2 separate regions of the Homo sapiens genome follow, and region 1 is linked to region 2. The links are chromatin loops, found by intact Hi-C in ENCODE. Cell type or tissue: Caco-2. All regions are shown on one strand.

Region 1 (2,500 bases), 220 kb before region 2:
ACTTAAATGTTTAAGAACATACCGCCCGGGCGTGGTGGCTCACACTTGTAATCCCAGCACTTTGGGAGGCTGCGGCAGGAGGATCACTTGAGCCCTGGAGTTGGAGACCAGCCTGAGCAACATGGCAAAACCCTGCCTCTGCAAAAAATGAGCTGGGTGTGGTGGCACATACCTGTAGTCCCAGCTACTTGGAAGGCTGAGATGGGAGAATCACCTGGCCCTGGGAAGTCAACGCTGCAGTGAGTTGTGATCGTGCCACTGCACTCCAGCCTGGGTGACAAAGCAAAACTCTGTCTCTCAAAAAAAAAAAAAAAACAAGATACCAAGATCTCCACTCTTTCTTGTCTTCCTCAGGAGAAGGGCAGTGGGAGCACAGAAAGGCCGTGTGTTTGCAGCATGCTCAGGTGGCTCAGTGAGCTGTCATCTCCACTTTCATTTTCCTATATGAGCCATGTCCTCTGAGCAATAAGAGCCCCAGGACAAGCTGTGAGGTGGACACGACGTACCTGAGCTGCATCTCTGTTGGCATCAGGCAGCGCCATGACCATGAGGTGTAAGGCTTGAAACTGTACTTTGACGTGAGGCCCTCCTAACAAGAAAACAGAAATAGTCATACATTTTAAATAGCCCTGATGCATCCTGACAGCATTTCTTGCTAGCATCTGGTGGCACAGGAGGGCTCCTGACAGCTTTTGGTGGTAAAGACTCAGGTTTTGTGCCCAGCAATGTAAATTTGTTCACTTGGACAGGAGCCTCTGTCCATCAACTCCCTTTTCCCATCCCATGATGCCATTGTTGAGGCAGGTGGCCAACGAGATCCTCAGAATAATTCTGGATTTGGATAGCACTTCCCTTTCAAAGTACTTTCGCAGACCTTCCCTTCCTTTAATACTATAAATAGAAGTGAAGCTCACTCAATACAAGAGAAAATAAACCTTGCTTCCATATAATGAGGCAGAAAAGTATAAGTATTAGGAACACAGATTTAGAACCAGGTTTCAAACCTGGACTACTATTTAGTCGCTGTGTGACCTGGGGCAGGTTATTTAATCCCTGTTGCATCTACTTTATTATCTGTAAAATAGGAATAGTCATTGTATCTACCTCACAGGCTGTTATGAGGATTAAATGAGTTAATACATGTAGAGTGTTTAAATCAGTACCTGTACATAGTTATCTTTCTACATATTTGCTCTTACTTTTATGATCTATGACACTTATTCTAGATCTTCCATGGACACTTAGGGAAGGTGATGACTGTAGTTGGATCTTTGGAGATTGTTGAGTATTTTCTTCCTCAGTAATGACACAAGATGGCGCCAGAGGGTTGGCATTTATACTCAGGGATTCCATCCACAGCTGGATAATCCACGACCAGCTGTGCTGAAAATTTAGAATACACCAGAGAATCTAGGCTTTCCTTTGTCCCTCTGTATTTTCTTCAAAATGGTGTCTTGGTGGGGAGTTCTTGGAGGAAAGCATTATGTTCTGGAATCTCTGGGGAGTTCTCAAGTTGAAGGAAAATCTATTTCTATTCAATGGCTGGAAGGCAGTCAGCTGCTGGTGAAGTTAACTGAGCTGTATAGCAGTGGAAACACTTGTGACAAGCTAGTAGGTTACTGGAGCTGTGCGTGCTAGAGTTCAGGAGTAGATGACAAGTGTATACAACCAAGCAATATGGGGAGAGAGGGAGGATCATATTGTTGAAGAAAAATCCATGTGTAGATTTGTGGATAACTTGTATCAAATTTATAATGACGCAGGTCCAGGATGTTACTGAAAAGAGCAAATACACATTGCTGTGAGCTTGCCTGAATAATAGAAACTTTAAGAGCAAGTCTCAGTGCAAAGCATTTAGGGGCAGACAAGACATAATGTTAGTGCATAAACTGCAGGCTGAGGACTGTCTCTAATCTTCCAACGCAATTAAAAAAAAAAAAAAACAACTCTGGGGAAGAAAAAAACAAGAGATGCAGATGTAGGCTTGGGACCACTGTGTTTCCATTAACTTCAGAGAAATTAAGAAGCTCTTTTAAGTTAAGTTTAATTTGGCAAATAATCCATTTTCATTTTACTTAGGAAACCTGGCCCAACGCTGTTTTGTGATTAATAGTTTTGTAGTTAATTCATTTAATACATCCCCGTCACAAGTATTCTCTTTCCTGAGGTCATTATTTCCCCAGAAAGTTATTAAGCATGTAATGAAAGCATCTGAGGCTTGATTGATGATGATACTAGTCCTTTAATTTTACGGTCAAGTTTGGGGCCAAGTTTGAAAAGAGAAAGTAACGACATTAGTGGAAAAGGCTCTGTGTTCTCTGAGCTCCATTTGAGGGTATTGAGAGGGACAGCTTAAACACACACACACACGCGCTTGTTCACAATCCTCCCCTTCAGAGAATCTTGTTACAACTAGAGCTTACTTAGGTGGCAAAAAGGCCATTATTTCCTGCTGGTAGCAGGCCAGAACTCTGGGTTTCCTGCAGGGTTCGCTGGTATC
Region 2 (2,500 bases):
TCCCAACTCTCAGAACTCTCAACTAGCTCACTCCTCTTCCTCATCCTCCAGGTCTTCCTGCTTAGATGTCACTTCTTCTAGGAAGATTCCCTGAATCCTCAAGTCTGGACACAGATTCTAAGGGCACGCTTCCTTAGCAACCTGCTCTTAGCCTGTCTGAGCCCTAGCACGCTGTGTTGTAATGTGCTGTCCACTGGTCTCGATTGATCCTCAAACTCTAAGCTCCCTGAGGACAGGAAAGTGATAGTTACGAGCCTGGGCTTTGGAATAATAAAAAGCACATCGTAGTACATCCTATAAGCCAAGTGTAATTCCGATTATTTTACATATAATAACGCACCTAATCTTAACATCCACGTAGGAAATTGGGGCAGAAGCAGGTTATCTTTCCCAAGGTCACATAGCCAGTAAGTGGCAGATCCACAATTTCAACCCTGGCCATTGTTTGCAGAGACCATGCCCTTTCTTGTAATAAGGTGTTGCCAATCAGAGCGGCTTCGTTTCTAGAAAATGTTAGCTACTTAATGACTCAGTTGACCAGGAGTAATTACTTGTTCTAAGTGAATCTCATTTTTCTCATCTAAAAAGTGGGAATAAATAACAGTATTTACATCAAGGAGTTGAGAAGCTTCCATGAGATAGTGCACCTTATAGAAAGTAGATAGTGTACTCAGCATAGTACTTGCCATATAATAAATACTCAATAATTATTTGTCTGCTGACATTTTGGGTTTATCCTATTCTTGTTCTTCTCATTCTCTTCCCTTTCCTCCTCCTTTTTTTTTCTTTCTCTTCTCCTCACTCTTCAGCATTGTGTCTGAGCAGAGGGTTGACATATAGTGGACATTAACAAACATCTCATGAATGAAGGGGTAAAAGAATGGATGAGTGAATGAATGAATGAAACAGCAGGCAGACTTTCTCTAAAATCAATTTGCATCTATCTTCCTTAGCTCTTCATCATATATCTTCCTCTACAGCAGACAGAGGGAGACATCTGCAGCCCTAGATTGCTGGCCTGTTGGGCAGTGACACCATTTCTCCTTCACGACAGCTTGAATTTATACAAAATCTTTACTCTTTTGAAGTCCATAGTTCTAAAATAGCGTCAACATTTTTAAGCTGCCAGATTTTATTGGGCTAAACATGATTAGCAGACATTCCTCGCTGAACACACCCAAAGGTTAAACACAAGCCAGAAACCAACACCAGATGCAGGTCAGGAATTCCTGAATCAAATTCTTCAGTGAAGGAAAAATGATAAAATCTCAGGTCTTCTCATTCTTGACAAGTACTCCTACATTTTCTTGACTAGTGTTTGTTCTTAGGGGCAATTTTTGCGTAAGAGGAATTTCCTATAAAGTGGGAATTTCACTGCTTTATATTTTTTACTACTCCAAAGGAATTTCACAAAACATGTCATTTCCTTCCACAATTGATGGGTAAGATTCCTACATCATTCACACCTGTGCCTGTGTTTCCCTGTGCATCTGGTACAGAGATGGGCATAAGGAGCACCTGTCTTGGAGAGATAGCATGGGGGAATTGGGTCATCTCAGCTGTTTTCAACTGGGGTTTTGCCAGTTCCTCTTTGTCTTTTAGTTCCCTTTGTTGCCCCTGTTTTTCATATGGTTATGCTGCTGTTGTTTCTTGTTATGGTTGTTGGTGGTGGTTTGGTGTTGGGGAATATGTAGTTCCTGGCATTCTTTTTTGGCTTCTGAATCCTAAATAACAAGCCAAAAGGAATTCAAGTTTGTGTAGGGACCACAGGTCTCTTAGGAAAGTCCCTCCCCAGATGGCTTTTCTTGTCCAGGGGGAGCATTCAGAGCCACTGGCAGAGACCGCTCTCGGCAATAAGCATGTTGTTGCTCCTATCAACAACGTTAATGAGCCAGAAATGAATTCTGTGTTTCCAGTAGCTTCTTTGGCATTTTAAATGGGTCGATTCCTTTCAGAAGAGTTCATGTGTTTTAATTCATATTTTGCGTATTACTAAAGAAATTTAAGATTTGCCTTCAGTTTTAGTTTAATTTTTTGGATCCATCCAGAGCCTTGAAAATATGAAGGCAATAGAACTTCTGGAAAAAAAGAAAGAAAGAAGTCATTGCGAGTCAACTTTAAACGTATCAGGTTCATGGAAATTCTTTTTTTTTTTTTAAACCAGTGGAGTATTTTAGAGTAAATACCTCTGCTGTTTTAACAAAAAATCTGTTATCTTTTTTACAAAAAAATCTGTATCGTTATCTAATAAAAACTCAAGCAATTTTCAAACTCTTCACCAATATGTAGAGTTTAAATTGCTTTTTATTATAGAAAATAAAACTTGATTAGATTAATTAAATTAATTGTTTAATTAAACCACAGTTGATGACTTCAACTTGATTTATTGATGTAAATAAATGGGCCATGGGCCAGACCTATGCTAAATTTAAAAATATACCTTAAAAATTAAGTTTAGATAAAAATAATAAAGTTGTGGAAATTGCAAAAAATAAAAACC

The links. Peaks named below come from ENCODE experiments on the same cell type or tissue, not always from the same donor. Only the 100,000 strongest peaks of a DNase experiment are listed, where the experiment ranks them.
Region 1: a loop joins it to region 2, with 12 times the contacts of the local background. A loop is called at or near these places in 3 of 110 quality-filtered maps.

Annotation. Positions count from the first base shown.
Region 1 is chr18:6,885,246-6,887,745 of GRCh38, reverse strand. ARHGAP28 (Rho GTPase activating protein 28) reads right to left here. Exons shown (of 18, transcript NM_001366230.1): 12 at 507-589. Among named protein-coding and RNA genes, the nearest start is that of LINC00668, 43 kb to the left of the region's middle. In Caco-2, a CTCF peak has its summit at 1,331 (motif pointing right); a DNase peak (open chromatin) is centred at 1,345.
Region 2 is chr18:6,660,882-6,663,381 of GRCh38, reverse strand. No RefSeq gene overlaps it. Among named protein-coding and RNA genes, the nearest start is that of ARHGAP28, 68 kb to the left of the region's middle. In Caco-2, no CTCF peak of the experiment used is centred here; DNase peaks (open chromatin) are centred at 1,171 and 1,501.